Linked DNA regions of Mus musculus: regions 1 and 3 are each linked to region 2. A link is a loop called in an ENCODE intact Hi-C map of the cell type or tissue named here. Cell type or tissue: left cerebral cortex. All regions are shown on one strand. Each heading gives the region's core, and the rest is flanking DNA. Links, peaks and the distances in the headings are about the cores only.

Region 1 (5,482 bases), core at 155-5,154, 100 kb after region 2:
TTTAGGCTTGATGCCATTGTAGGTTATTTCAATTGTCCTAAACTTGTTATGATTTTGTGTGTGTGTGTGTGTGTTTTACTATGGAATCTAGTTTATTAAAGCTTACTTGCGTTTATGAATAGAATATAATTCTTTAGTGTTGGGTAGAACACTCTGTAGCTATCTGTTAGATCCTTTTTATGCATAGAGTAATTTATTTGATATTTCTGATTATGTTTTTGTTCTGCTGGAGAAATGACTTTGGTGAAAACATCCACTATTGTGTCTGTGTTTTAAAGTCCAGTAAAATGCTTTTTATGAAATGGTGTGCCAGACTTCGGTCTATATTTAGGATAGTAATGTCTTCTTGGTTAAATGTTCCCTTGATTAGAAGTGTCCTTCTCTATGTCTTCTGATTACTTGCAGTTTAAATTCTATTTTGTCAGATGTTAGGGTAGTGACATTCCTACCTACTTCTTTCCCAGTCCCATTGCTTTGAATACTTTCTTTTTCTGTTCTTTCCCTTTAAATGGATGCTTATCCTTGAAGGTGAAAAGAGTTCCTTATAAACAAACAAAACCAATTGTTTGCTCAGGCATCACTCAGGCATTTATTCTTATCACTGAGGTGTTTGTTCACATCTTCTTTAAAGCCCTTGACTTCTTTGATGATATTTATAAATTGTTTTTTAAGTTCTATAGCCTGAGGTTTATCACAGGTGATTCTTATTGAACACCATTTCTATTGGACTAATGGGTTTGCAGAAGGGAAAACATAATGTCCTGGTCTCTATTGTCTTTGTGTTTTTGTGATATGACCTGGACATTCGGAATTCTTCTATGGGTTATGTCTTTGGTGTGAGATTCTAGCCTGCTTCCAAGTGGGTCAATGCAGGGGTTGCATAACAAAAAAAAAAATATGCCTTGGAGTATGGAGATGGTACATCAAGTTTCTGTAAAACTCTCCAAGGAAGGGTACATGAGCTGCATGTACAGAGCTAAGCCTGGGAGTGTGCTAAGAGTGGAGGCAGTCAATATTTATTGGGCCACTCACCTGGAAAGGCAGGCATAACATCTGCAATTCAAGAGGTAGGCAGATTGCAATGATGGGGCAGTTAGGTTTGCTTCTTTGCAAGCTTACCAGGTGAATTTGATACAGAGGAGGTTGGTCACCAGAGGTAGGTCCCAGAGTATGGGCATTGCACTGAAACAACTTTAATTATTTCTCATATGACCTCATGGGTTTAGAATAAGAAATACAGACAGAGGCTATGTAGTTGGGATGCCTGAAGTATATAAATTGTAGATCTATATCTAAAGACGGCAGTGGAAAAGACCCATAGAACAGGGTTAGCGAACACACTGCTATGAAGTGCATTGCTTTTCTTTTTTTTTCTGTTCATGTTAGCTGTCTCATAATTATAACCAATTACTTCAGCCGATAACAAGACAGGTGGTTTTGCTGAAATTTGTGGTAAAAAGGCTAATATTCTAAGCACTGAATTCTTTGCTTAAATTTCTTGCTCTGTCATTTTCTTCCTTCAGCCTTTTGAAAGCCTGCATATTTATAAGCGTGCTCCCTTGATCATAATTCTAAAGAACTCCATGCTCTCTAAATGTAATAACAATTCAGATTTGCTCAGTCTGCTAGTCTGTGTGAATGCGTTGAAGGAACAATATATTATAATCTATTATCAATGTATGGTAGGGGATTATAATAAAATGGTTAGGCAGTTTATAGATCATTCTGTTTATAACAGACTTTTTAAAATAAATAGATTTTTAAAAAAATAGCTCATCATTGATTTATTCAGGCTTTTTCCTTTTGCACTAATCCTTCCTTTCACTTGTTACCATAGTTACTGGTTTAATCATGATGCACAGAACCATTTCTAATTACAGTAGGTGCCAGCACAAAAAATTAATTCATTGCATATCTTAGGCCACAAACAGCTTGTAGCTTGTTTTTTGGTTCTTTAGTCACACATATTCTGAAAAAGACATGTGTACATAATTTTAAACATGTTATTATCTGCTGTTTGTTATTAAAATGAAAATCTTTAATGTGGCTGGAGTTAGAATAACCAATAAAACAAATTCTAAGGGATAAAGATGATTGGAAGTGAGATATTGTCCTTAATGTGCCAACCGCAATGCATTGGATCCTTTCTCCTCAGCTGTTAACCTCTAGAAGTCAAAAGTACTAGATGATTGTAACTAAGCGTTTGAGGCAGGATTCACTATTTAAGCACTAAAACTGATTCCCAGAATATGGATGTTTCTTTCCTTTTGGTTTTTAAAGCATCTTGTATATCACTTAGCACACTCTGGTTTATTTACTGGATTTAAACTCTTACTGGAGTCAAGAGACTTTTCCAGTGTCATTCAATGATATGGTGGATGAGGAACAATGAGACCTCATAGCATTTATTCTATAAGAACTTGGAGTACAGATATAGTCAAAACAGCCATAAAATGTAGACATTCCTATTCATTTCCTTATCACTTTGTAAGTGAACAACTATTATGTAATACAAAAATCAACAAATAGATGGTAGATTACAATTATTTACCTGCATCTTATTTTACAGGTTTTTGTGAATGTCATATATGAACATTATGTCACTTCTGCCACTCAACCCTCCTCCTGTCTCACCCTTTAACACAAATTCACTTCCTTTAATGTTAGTATTATTATTCTAGCATTGGATTTCATTTCTCTCTTAGTAAAATGCTCGATGAGAAATTGGTTTCATTACTTTCTGTCACAAAGTTGTCACATATCTTTTTCTCAAGTCTTGAAGCATTGATTTCTGATGATTGTTCAAGGTATGAAGATAGTTCTGTGTTCCTTGAACTCAACATATGGGAGGAAATCAAATAGAAGCACTAACATTGAGTTACATACTTAGTACCCTTGTTATCCTTATTTTTAAATCACTAGTGGCATTATTTATGAAACAGCTCTTAAACATACCTGATTTTTTTTATACATAGTGTTTGAGAAACCATATGGTGTTTTGGGGGAACATATCTGACTCTAAAATGTCTTAGATTTTCAGGTATTTCACTGGTGAAACTGGTCACACTGACAAAAATATATATATCTCTATTGTTAAGAAATAAATGAACCTGCCTTATGTTCCATGACCTAGTAAGGGATTTTTGTAGGCATGTGTGTACTTTCCCAGAAATAGCATGTATAGCCAGGAAGGAGGCTATTGGCTTCAATTTTTCTTAGGACAAAATCCATGATTGCTAAACTATAAGTATTATAGGCCCACTAATGTAAAACATATAGACAAAGTCAAAACAAAAATCTCTTTCCACTAAGACAATATTGTTTTATGCTTGTCTCTCTTTAAAATCACCCTGTCGTAAGTCTAGCATATGATATATATCCACTCATACAAGTTTCATTGTGAGCTAAATATTGTCTTCTAAATGACTTTTATTCTGGCTTTTTTTTAATCTGGTAGACTTCAAGTACAATTAATGGACACAGATACTGAGTTTATTATGTTGTTAACAGAAACAGCTTTTAAAATTAGTGAGCTATTTAGTCACCATGTGAATTGACAGAGAGTGACCTTTCTCTAATTTAAGAAGATATATTTATTGGCTTTTTCATGTGGTATTTTTAACTTGCTCGGCAGTCAACATAAATCAGCCAAGAAAGCACCATTCTATTAATTGACTGTACTTATTTGAGATGAAAGACTTTTAATTTTGATAACAAATTTTGCATCAGGAACACAGACTATTAAGTCATTTACAATAATCCAGATGTGAAATTGCTGGCATGAGGTTTGCTACATGTGTTTCTCAGCTTAGTCTCCTCAGGACTCTTTAGCAATGAACCAATGACTCATACTGATTACATTTGCTAGAATAGTATGAGGTTTTCCTCGTCTTACCCACCCCCCAATCCAGAGATGTGACAGATGTAATTTGGACCTCTATTTAGATACTTTCTCTGACAATCATAAACAGTGTAAAGATTTTGAGACACAGTCATTATCAGTATCATTTTAATAAGTTGTTGAATTATTTTATTCAAATATACTTTAATAGTCATTAGTATAAGATAGAAAAATATTTCCTTCTATGTTGTTTTAGGAGAAAATCATATCTGTAGAGGTAATCACGAATTTTTAAGTCACATTATTGAGCAAACTATTTATATTATTTGATCTTAGCTTTTATTTCTATGTGACATCTGTCAATCTGGGGACAGTTTTTCATTGTTAGAAATCATGATGAATTAACTTGGATTTTCCATCCAGTTAGTGTTTTTGCATGAACATTGTCCTTGTAGATATCTGTAGATTGTAATTTGCATTATCTCAGACGTGGAGGATTGGAATGATGCACCTCAGGCTGAAGGCTGTATAATTTGAGGAGGGTGAATTAATGCCATACTATATAAAAAAGGATTGTAGCAATAATGTCTCCTCATTGACAGGAATTAATGCACAGTCACTAAATGAATGTGCTGCTAAATTTTGTATTGAAAGATTATTATCCCTTAAAAATAACAGTTCTTTAAGGAAACATCATTCGAATAAGATTTCACTTATTGTGTTTAGAACATGACATCTATTGTGCAAAACAGTCTTGTTTCCTTCTTTAAATACAGAAGTGGATGCTCACAGTCATCTATAAAACAGAACACAGGGCCCCCAATGGAGAAGCTAGAGAAAGTACCCAAGGAGCTGGGGGGGTGGGTCTGCAATATATAGGTGGAACAGCACTATGAGCTAACCAGTACCCCCAGAGCTCATGTCTCTAGCTGCATATATAACAGAAGATGGCCTAGTCAGCCATCACTGGGAAGAGTGGCCCCTTGGTCTTGCAAACTTTATATGCCCCAGTATAGGGGAACGTCAGGGCCAAGAAGCAGGAGTGGGTGGGTAGGGGAGTAGGGCGGGGGGAGAGTATAGGGAACGTTCGGGATAGCATTTGAAATTTGAAATGTATATAAAGAAAATATCTAATAAAAATGTGTTAAAAAACCAAAAGAACCCCATAGTTATAAAGTAGCCTAAAATGTTTAATATAACAACACATGTGAGCACTAAAGAAATATTCATTTGTTATTAGCACAGAGAGAAACATTCACACATTCACATTGTACTGAGTTTTGTGTAGCATCTATGTTAAAGTATTTTTCTTTCTGCTATAACACATTGTGCACTATTGTGTGAAATGTGTATGCCAATATACGTGAAAGTAATGTCATACAGTGCCCCATCACAAAGTAAATAAAATATAAATAATTAAGTTAAAACATAATAGTTCTAGGTATCCTCTTTGGATCCCATGTGAAGTTGTGACTTTTGAACATCAAATGCTTTTGGACAATAGTTTAACTGCAAATATATGATTATCTAGTTTTAGGTACCATTTCAGATGTAAAACTACACTTGGAAGCAATCATGATAATGTTAGGCCACCAGTGTGTATGGAAGCATTAGTGTTAGCTTCAGAATTATGAATGAAAG
Region 2 (5,482 bases), core at 110-5,109:
AAGAAGAAGAAGAAGAAGAAGAAGAAGAAGAAGAAGAAGAAGAAGAAAGAAGGAAAGAAAGAGAAAAAGAAAGAAAGAAAGAAAGAAAGAAAGAAAGAAAGAAGGAGGAGGAGGAAGGAGGAGGAGGAAGAGGAAAGAGGAGGAGGGGAGGAGGAGGAGGGAAGGAGGAGGAGGGGAGGAGGAGGAGGAGAAGAAGAAGAAGATGAAGAAGAGAAGAAGAAGAAGAAGAAGAAGAAGAAGAAGAAGAAGAAGAAGAAGAAGAAGAAGAAGAAGAAGAAGAAACAGCAGCAGCAGCAGCAGCAGCAGCAGCAGCAGCAGCAGCAGCTTCAATAGTCCTGAGCAGTCCTGAATGAGCAGTTGGAGGGCTGGAGGGCTGAAAGTTGGTGCTAGGATAGGATCGCTAGAGTGACCTGTAGCTGGAGAGGGAGGGGACGAGTCTGGAGAAGCTGGGGGGAGAGGGGAGGAGAGGAAGCTGAGGAGGCTGAGGCAGTAAGGTAAACTGAGGAAGCAAGGAGAGAAGAAGAGCTTGTAGAGGTGGGTTGGGAACAATAAGGAGGAAGTTCATTAGCTGGATCAAGGATAGTGGAAGTTTCATCTGGTTGAGATTTCATAGCTAGGAGGAGTTCAATTGGCGATCAGAAGGAACAAAGAGAAAATGTGAAGGCTGCATGTAAGAAACCTACTTTTAATTTTCTGAGTTGATGGCAGTAGTTATAAAGGTTCCTTAAAATAATGGGATCAAAGGTGCCATTAGGCAGCCATTTAGAGTCTTTATCTATTGGGTATTGGGGTCAATTTTGACTGTAATAGTGTATGGGTTTGGAAAATAGTTTCAGATGTTTGAGGTTTTACAGGAGGCATCCCAGTGGGGAGGCTGAAGGTATGGATGAAGGCACCATGATACCCATAGGTGAGAAAAAAGTTTATTACATTCTATTGCTTGCAGCATCTTGAGAATAGAAAAATAATAACAGAACACATGTGATACAGGTTGGCTTACCAGACCATGATGTGGTAACCAGGTACCAATTGTGGTAGATGCCTGAGAAACATGGAAAACTCAATAGAATATACTTCAGGAGAAAAGGGAGGAGCCTTGTTTTGATAAGAGAGAAATCTCATCCAAGGGAAGAGCTCCAAAAGGAGAGGGGAGATGTCATTGAGAAGGGCCAGTCATAGACCATGGCTAGGATTCCTCTGTCCTGAAGGACACCATAGGGATGCTTAGAGCTCAATAGTCATTCCCTTGGGACTAGGGACCATTTATGCCTGAAGGGGGAGGTGCACTTACCAATTCACCAGTGTTTTGATCTGGTGGCTAGAAAGTAAGTCTGAGTGGCAGGCAGACTTGTCAATGGGGTGGGAATGGGTGCCTTAGTGGGCCCATGCTGAGGCACCCTCCCTGGGATACTAGCCATAGAATGATGGGTCTAGTATAAAAGGAAATTTATTTGGCATTTGAGAAAGGGGTCTGGGGAAGGGGGTTGAGGCAGGGAAAGAAAGGAGACAGAGAAGTACAGAAAGAGTGAGGAGAGAGAAAGAAGGGAAGAGGCAAGTTGGGAACACAGGAAACAGGGGAGAGAGGAAGAAGATGGAGAGAAGGAGGGAGGAATGGAGGGAAAGAGAGGGGGGGAGAGAGAGAGAGGAAGGAGGGAAGGAAGGAGGGGAGAGAGAGGAGAGAGAGGAGAGGAGAGGAGAGGAGGAGGAGGAGGAGGAGGAGGAGGAGGAGGAGGAGGAGGAGGAGAGAGAGAGAGAGAGAGAGAGAGAGAGAGAGAGAGAGAGAGAGAGAGAGAGAGAGAGAGAGAGAGAGAGACCTAAACAGCGAACAGAGACCCAAACAGTCTTATACTGGAGCCAGGCTGTACTGGGAGGTTGCTAGGTAACTGTTGAGTAAAACCTAGAGGAAATACTAACAAGTATAGTCTGTAAGTTGGATATTAAAATTTTCTGTTGGTTTAAACTCATGTCAAAACAGTCTTCTCTGGTGAATAATCCAAAACATATCAAAAATCAGTTGCATGTAGCTGCAAGTGTTTATATATGGGATCTCTATTCTGTTTGATTAACTATTTGATTCCAATACAATGCTAGGTTTTTTTTTTTAACAAGAAACTAGAAATGAATTTAAAATTCTGGGAAAGGAATATGAAGAGGAAAGTTCTGTTCTGGCTCGCAGTGTGAAAGGATCAGGCAGGGGATGTGGTGACCACTCACTTACATCTGAGTAGATCAGACCAGCGGCAGGACTATATTCTAAACTCTCAAGTCTCATTCCACAGTGATATACCTCCATATCCTCCAGATAGGTCCCACCTGCCACATTTACTACAATCTTCCAAAACAAAGCCACCAGTCAGAGATCAACATTTTAAAACAGAAATCTGTGGAGGCATATTTCACAGTCAAGCCTTGACAGCAACATGAAATGTAAGTTCCTTCAAGGACAAACATTCCTAACAGATGAAAAGCTTGAAATAGCTTGAGGCTGGGTACAAAATAAAATATGGTCATGATTATAAAGTAGAATCATTCAACAGTTACTAATGTATTAAAAGAGGATTTTGGTCTATTCATTACCTGCTGTTATTTCAAATTTTCTATTGTTGATAGTAATGTGGTTTCTAGCAGATACTTTTTGTTAAAGAAAGGTACTAGAAACAGGGTATGGTATATGATGAGTTTGTCTCTCTTGTGGGAAAAGAATTAAGTTCTTAATAGTAAAAAATATGGTTATTCGTTGCCTGGTCAAAGTATGGAGCTTAAAACAGATATCATCTGAACAAATTTGTAAATGTCTTTTCTAAGGCAACTCTAGCCTTTCTAATTTTTTTAAAATGTGAAACCATTCTAAATTTGCCACTAGATGACACTATTGCCTCCTCAGCAGTTTTAGCACAGAGGCAGATTTCTGCTGTGAATGTTCTGGAAAGGGAAGCTCTGCCAGCCATACTCCCTATTTAACCCATTCATTCCATCACTTGGCATACAGTTCTAAATTGTTGATTTTCCCAACCTCGAATCCATAGTGTAATTATTAAAACCAATCGAATTAATAACCCAGGAAATTCCAAGCATTGGTCCTCCTTCTATAAGAGGTCACCTTGCCTTATGTTTTAAGTAAAGCAGTAGGTTATTTCTGAGTCCGGCTTTTGACTACCTGGCAGTTCTTATTCCCTCCTGTACCACTCCATTGTCACTGATGGCTAGACAAATATTCAGAATTACTCTAGTGGGATGCTTTTCCGTCTGCCAAAGCTGCAGTAATGAGTAAGTACAGAATATCCACAGAAAAGGTGAATTTACAGTCCCTTCATATTCTACCCTTGTGGCACCTAGTGCTAAATGATGCATCAGACTTCTCCAAAGGGCTACTATAATAAAAGAACTTGATGTAATTGTGAAGAATTTCACACTAAATGAAAAATATGTATTCCATTCCCATTCATATTACAAGTACCAAAACCACTAAGTTAATTTTTTTTTTAATTATTGTTTTTTGCAATGTTAGGGCTTTGCCTAGAGGGAACTCAGAAATACCTAATCTTGATATTTTTCCATCAATAATTTCACTTTGTAAAATTATTTCCTTCTTGTCATTGTTTGAATAAAAATGGCCCCTACAGGGTTAAATATTTAAATGCTTCTTCCTCATCAGGGGATGGTGTTACTTGAGAGGGATTGGGAGATATGGCCTTGTTAAAGTCGGTGTGGGGTGTGGCATTGTTTAGAGGAAGTGTGTCATTGGAAATGGCCTGTGAGGTTTTAAAAACTCAAGCCAGGCACAGTATCTTACTTTTCCTACTGCTTGGGGATCCAGATGTTGAACTCTCAACGACTTCTTCAGCACATGTTTTCCTGCATGCCACCATGGTCTCCACCATGACGATAATGGACTAAACCTCTGAAATTGTAAGCAAGGACCAATTAAATGCTTTCTTTTATAAGAGTTGCTGACATCATGATGTATCTTCACAACAATAGAACAGTGACCAAGAGACTTCCTTTAGACTCTCTGCTTACTATCCAAGGACTCATCCTCTTACCCAGAAAGCTCATTTTTGTCTCAGAATACATCTTTGTCTGGTTACCAAAGAATGTATCCTAAATTAAAAAGAAAAAAAGAAAAAAGACATTCTAAAATACCAGCTTTCTGAGCTATGATATCAGAAGAAAGCAGGAAGAGTAAAGGGAGGGTCTGCTCTGACATAGTTTCTTAGTGCAAATTTCTGCTATTTCAAGTTCACAATAGAAATATAATATCTAGGTCTGTGACTTTCACAGTCTTCTGGTAGTGTCTTTTAGGTATGCATCTCTCTTTTTTGTCATGAGTCACTAAGAAAATAAACAGGAGGAACAAGCATACTCCAGAGACAGGTGTTAATTAGCTCAATCTGCACAACTTAAATTATCATTACCAAAATGTCAGGCCACGTCTAGCCAATAAATACCATTGTGTTCAATTGAAAGGCTTAAAGTCTTTGTAAAAAAATAATAACAAAATAAAAAACAAACAAATAAAAATTCAGTAGGTTCTGTTTTGGTTTTCTGAACATCTTGGAAATGTTACCAACTTTTTCCCTAATTACTGCCCACGCCTCCTCTCAGAACAAGCAGGAAGTAACTCTACTAACTACTCTTAAGAACTTAGTACTCTTCCTATTAAATAGACAGCTAACAGGATATTGCCATCTCTGTTCCAGCCTCCCTTCTCTACCCAAAACTCTTTAGTTTGTCTATGTAAATCATAGCAAAATCATTGGTAACACAGAGCCATCATCCAAATATTGCCAATCAGCTAGAGATACATAGTCACTGATAACTCTGAATGAGGAAGAAGACTTTTCCTTGGAAGTAAAAGTATTGAATAAAAATGGGAATCTAGTGAAAATATGTCATCGCTAAGAAGATTTGAATCAGCACTTCCTTTTTTTTAATTGGGAATTTTATTTATTTACATTTCAAATGTTATCCCTTTCCCCATTTCCCCCCAGAAACCCTCTATCCCATCCCCCTTCATCCTGCTTCTATGAGGGTGTGCCCCCACCCATCCATCCACTCCCTCCTCTCTGCCATCACATTCCCTTACACAGGGCCATCGAGCCTTCATAGGACCAAGGGCCTCGTCTCACATTGATGCTCTCGAGTCAGCACTTCTAATAAAACTAAACCGGACTAGAATGCAGGCCTGCCTTAACCTTGGAAGCCTTCTAAATGACCAATTCTTTCCAACATGTGTTCAAACTATAGACCAACTATATTACCTACAGTATATATTGTTGACTAGAAAATCAGAACCAAAAATATCATAGTAATCTGTGAACGGCCCAACCTAACATTACAAATTCCATTTTGTATTTAGATTTCATCCCATGTTCAAGCTTTTCCTTAGGCTAAACTCAGTTACTGGAAAAAGCATAATTTGTTCAGGGAACCAAGACACCATACGGCAATAACCATAACTTTCCTAAAAAACAACCATTCC
Region 3 (5,482 bases), core at 155-5,154, 300 kb after region 2:
GTTCAGAGTCATACTGAAAATCCTCACTGTGGTATAATTATCAAAGGGGAATTTTGAAAGCAAATGTATCCAAAGCAGGTTTAAGTACTGATGGATACAAAATATCTCTGATTCTTTTCTTCTATAAACCTCAGACTCCCCGGCAGGCACATGCTAGCTCAGGTTCCATGCCTGTGGTGAAGACTCTTTTCTGCGCATCCAGCTTAACCTAGTTCATTCAACTGCCACAGGTCTGAGCATCTCCTAGCCACAACTGCCTGCAGAGAGAGCTGCCCCATTGAGTCCAGTAAACTCAAGTTATGAGACAACAGTAAATTGTTATTTTTAGCTAAATTTAAGACAATCTGTTAGGCAGTGGATATTGCAACCAACAAGCAAATGTACAAGTACATGAATGAACAAATAAATGAATGATCAAAGTTTTGAGCAAATCTCTGAAGGTCACGAGGGAGCAAGTCATTCAATTTAGGTGGTTTATATCAAGAAAGTATGTATTGCAAGGATAGGTGAGAACTTCGACTGAATCTCCAGACACCATGTAAGTAAGCAATCTGGGATCTAGAAAAAACTTACATGCGCTTGGAAATCAGACCAGACTTAATATGCCTCAAACATTTTCCTCCTAAAACTTTTGTTTTGTTGTTATTTTTCCACATTTGAAACATGCCTCCCCCTGGCTGTTCCTTTACCCTGTGGGATTATTTATCACAGCTAGAAGTGTATGGTTCTAATCATTAATGAAGCAATTAGCTTTCTGCCTTGAGGAAACAAGCTAATTAATCAAAACATTCTTTTTGCTAAGTCATGTTGACCAGTACAGAATATTCTGTAATTTGCAATATAATTCTAACAAACTATCTGTATCTTAAATAGTAATAGGTAAGTTTAAGATAAAAATGCAATGTTTTCTGAAAAGATTCACAGTAAATAGCCTTTCAAATACATTTCAAATCTACTCTCAATAATCATTTAGCTGTAACATGGTTCATAAGAAGCCAATAGATGAAAGTCAATGCAGTGGTGGTCTTGACCATGTTTCTATGTCAGAGGTGTTCACTGAAAATTCAGTGGTGTGGTAAGTTGTCCGATGAACATTCTAATCAGCTACTTGTCATAATTTCTCATTGTGATACTTATTTAAGCACTATGTTATTTATGTCCCCTAGTTTACAGATAGGTCTTAAAACATCATGGTTCTGTACATCAGAATCTGCTAAAAGACGATGAAAGGGTTGGGTTCTCAATCATGGGAATCTGGGGTCTTTAGTTGGGATCTAACTGGTGAGATTGTTAATTGACTATAAAGGTAAGAGGACAAAAGAATGCCTCCCAACATGGAAGGTTCTTTTAACTTGTTTATTTTTCTTTTGAATTAGAAAGTGATTTAAGTACAGTATTGTAGCAATGACTAAAATATTTAAGGTCATAACCTGTCCATCATTGGAGTACACTATTTTGTCAATGCCATGAAAAACATGGCACTGTAAAACATCCACCAGAGAAGACTACTAACTAGTATACAGGTACAGGTACAAACCAAGAGAATCCTTATTTGGCAGCCAGGGACTACTCCTGGGTTTTGGGACCCCAATGTAGCCCTGAGCCTTTCCTTTTCAGGGTGGGCTCTTAAGCCCACCTAAAACACACAACCTGACTTGACACACTTTAGCTATCAAGAACAGTTAGCTGAAGGCAGAACTGCAGAAGCCAAAAAGCAAAATGAGAACCTTCTGAGACTTTCCCAGAAATGTGGACTTTGTGGATTTGGTCTCTGTTCTTGTTTTGGTAGGTGTTATTGCCTACCTGCTGTGTTCAAAGATCTAAACTGTATTTCTGTTGTGACTTCAATAGTGCTGAGGTTATGATTGTGATGGCAAACCACAGATTTTATAACAAGCTGACTTCTGTACATTATTTAAAGAAATAAATGTTTAAAATAATGTTAAAGACAATATGTTTGAATTTTTAATTATTTGAGTTATAATCTAGTATACTGTTTGAACTATTTTTGTTCATATTTCAATTACCGTCTACTTTATAAGGAGTCATATATCCACTAATATTAGGGTCCTTTTTACATTTGAAGCCTAATGTCAGTGATTCTGATTTACTAAATAATATTGTGATCATGAGATATACTAAATAACATTCATTTTGATGTGATGTTTATTGAAATTTCTGAAACAGCATTAAATGTTTAAATTTTCAGCTCAGTAACATGTAGGAACAAGTAGCATCCAAATAACAATAATTTTAATCATTTCTACATAAAAAGTATATAGAACTAATAGACACTCAAGAAAACTTTCACTTACAATTCAAATAGTGATTCATTCTCCCTGACATTAGGCCAGGTATGCAAAAGGAATGAGCATATGGAAGAAGCTTAGCCCTGTGAATTCCTGTCAAGGATCTCTCAGTGCCACCAAGGGATGCATTTCCATCTATAATATGATAGGAGAAAATTAGCTGGGCTCTATTCTGTTAAAATGCAAAGGCTAAACTGGAAACTGAAGTGGCACTTTTAAAAGAGGTGAAGGATGTATATGTTTATTAATATTTTAACTTGAGCCAATAATCTCTCATTTCCCACTTCTGAAGATAATGCTAAGACCGCCATCGATTACTGAGATTTGTCTAATACACAAATTGATTTCTGTGGTCTTCCTTTTGAAATTTGAAGACTCCTTGGAGCAACATAATTCCGCATCAGGCCTCAGGGGCTTCTAGGTTTTAGCATGCTGCCCCGCAGCTTTAGTGAACGGGCTTTAGACCACTGGGCAGGCAATCATCAAAAGGCAACTTCATGGTCCCTGAGTAGCTGGGAGCTTATCATCTCAACTTTCAGGCAACTGTTTCATATTAACTGTTCTATGAAATTTCAACCTCTCTTTTACCCTTCTTATTGACACATCTCACACTTGGTAATGAAGGCTGCTTCTTCCTTAAATCCCCTATATTGCTATTTATCCAATTTCCGTCTTTGTCTTAGTGGTTTACCTTGGTATAGATTTTTTTTTTTTTTGCCATTTTGTCTTCTATTAAAGAAAAGAATTCTGTTATGATGTTTTATTTAATATACCTTCACATCTTTTAGATATTTTGCACATGTTGCCTCATTTACTCATTCCCTGACCACCTTATCAAAGTCTGAAATCAAAATTTTAATATTCCTGAACTGTCTTCTTTACCCAAATTTCTTCACACTTTCATAAACACTCATAAATCCTATTTTAACAATGTGTTCCTTATCTATCCTCTAGCTATTTAATATTGATTTTGTTAATTTACATAGCTTTAGCAACTAGCACCGTCTCTGGCATCTCTATGAGGATTAAATCATTATATTCTTAGTAGACAAATAAAAACAAAAGGGTCCAATAAAAATTTATGGTAAGGTAAAAATGTTAGTTACATATTAAAAATTAGCATGACTGCTGTGTTTTGAAGTAAAATAATAAAGTCAAGTAAAAATGAAGTAAAAAAAATAAGAAAAATATTGATATGGATGCCAAAAGAAAAGTATCATAAATAGAACTTACATGTGATAGAAAATCATGTTTTAGAATTCAAAACAAAAAGATAAAGAAGCCAACACTAAGTTAATAATATAATATTATTTGTCCCTTAGAAATACAAAATACCTTTTTCTTTACATTTCATTCATTTTACTTAACAGAGTAAGATAACAAAAACTATAAATGAGAATGTACAAGTGTTGAAAAGACAGAGATAGCACTTAGAATATTCATAAATGACATGGTTATCAACAAAAATAACAAAACATTACAAAGTTATTCTCAGGACATAGAAAATAATTTAAGGCTTATAGTTCTGAAATAAATATGAAAATTCCAATCAAAATCTACTGAGTTACTATGTGGAATCTCTAAAATGTACAGAACAAAGTAAGTGAAGGGTAAATGGTAATGGCAAGCATGAAAAAAATGACTGTGTGGGAGCAGTTTCCTCCACCATAGATCAAGACAGGAGATAGATAATTGATGAGATGTTATCATGTATGAGATGAGATGAGATGAGATGAGATGAGATGAGATGAGATGAGATGAGATGGGAGATGGTATTGTTGACTGAGAGAGAGGGAGAGGAAGAGGGAGAAGAGAGGGAAAAGAGAGGAGAGAGAGGAGAGGAGAGGAAGGGAGGGGAGGGGAGGGGATGGGAGGGGAGGAGAGGAGGGGAGGGGAGAGGAAAGGAGAGGAGAGGGAGATGGAGGGGAGAAGAGAGGGATAGGAGAGAGGGAGCGATAGGAGAGAAGAGAGGGGATGAGAGAGGACAGGGAGGGAGAGGACAGGAAGAGGAGACAGGAGAGGGAGAGAGAAAAAGGGAGGGAGAAGGACAGAGAGAGGAGAGGGAGGGAGAGGAGAGAGGAAAGGGAAGGAGAGAGGAGAGGGAGGAAGAGGGAGAGAGAGAACAGAAAGGAGAGGAGAGGAGGGGAGGGGAGGGGAGGGGAGGGGAGGGGAGGGGAGGGAAGGGGAGGGGAGAGGAGGGGAGGGGAGGGGAGAGGAGAGAGAAAAGAGAGGGGAGGAGAGGAGAGGGAGAAAGTGAGGTCTAGGAGAGAGGGGAGGAGAGGAAGGGCAGAGAGGAGAGGGAGAGGAAGAGGGCATGTAATGGAGAAGATTAGATAGCTTGTAAACCAAAGTGCCTCTCTGCCTACTGGATAATGTCTAAGGTAGGGATTTTTTAATACAGAAAGAAACATCTCCTCAATAAAGGATACTGGAAAACAAATCAATGAGTTAATTTTTAGTGTGATTATCCTTACTTTGTTGGTCTCTCTTTTCTGTTTTCTAGCTTTCTCTTATTTACTCTTTTCTTTCTCGTTGATTTAGTTTTTGCTTTTCACTTTGGTACAGTGTGAGAAATAATTGTAATCCAACACTGGGCTTATTTTTCAATATTTAAATAGAGGTAAACTGATTGTATAGTGTATGAAAAGATAATTATACATCTTTTTAAAACAACTGTATCAGGGGAGTTTCTGATTCCTTTGCAAATTTTACACTGGAAGAAGCCATTATATACCCTCATTAAATTGTGAGAAAAAATACTAATTTTTAAGGGCGTGTTGAAAACAAAGCTTTCTGAATCTTTTAATATTTATCTTCATCATAAATCTGACAATATACCATTATTTTACTTGAGATGCTATTCCCAGAAACCAGATATAATAAATGCTTTTGTGTGCACACATGGATATAGCATGCCAATTCTCTATCAATATTTGAACCTTAGCTTTGTTTGAGAATTAAAAGGCCTGATTCTCGTAATATGTAGTGTTGAAAATATACAAAGTGATCATTACTGTTTTTATAGAGATTTTTCTCAAGAAATCTATTCCCTCTAGTGCCAGAAGCCCACTTACTATACTTCATTAATATTCATTTAATAGAGTGTTTTTGCACTTTAGGTTCAGTAAAAGCATGATGATGGGGGATAGCAGAATCCTCAGCCTTCAGCAGTG

Evidence for each region. A loop is a pair of places that touch in the nucleus more often than their neighbours do. Peaks named below come from ENCODE experiments on the same cell type or tissue, not always from the same donor. Only the 100,000 strongest peaks of a DNase experiment are listed, where the experiment ranks them.
Region 1: a loop joins it to region 2, with 4 times the contacts of the local background. A loop is called at or near these places in 7 of 42 quality-filtered maps.
Region 3: it touches region 2 in a loop (4-fold over the local background); 2 of 42 quality-filtered maps call a loop at or near these places.

Annotation. Positions count from the first base shown.
Region 1 is chr8:54,834,897-54,840,378 of GRCm38, forward strand. It overlaps a transcript of Gpm6a not described here. Among named protein-coding and RNA genes, the nearest start is that of Wdr17, 110 kb to the left of the region's middle. In left cerebral cortex, for the core only: no CTCF peak of the experiment used is centred there; no DNase peak of the experiment used is centred there; H3K27ac peaks cover 927 bases.
Region 2 is chr8:54,733,959-54,739,440 of GRCm38, forward strand. No RefSeq gene overlaps it. Among named protein-coding and RNA genes, the nearest start is that of Wdr17, 12 kb to the left of the region's middle. In left cerebral cortex, for the core only: a CTCF peak has its summit at 2,862 (motif pointing right); DNase peaks (open chromatin) are centred at 2,327 and 2,915.
Region 3 is chr8:55,028,927-55,034,408 of GRCm38, forward strand. The region is part of intron 1 of Gpm6a (glycoprotein m6a); the gene reads left to right. Among named protein-coding and RNA genes, the nearest start is that of Gpm6a, 77 kb to the left of the region's middle. In left cerebral cortex, for the core only: CTCF peaks have their summits at 2,959 and 3,161; no DNase peak of the experiment used is centred there; H3K27ac peaks cover 1,855 bases.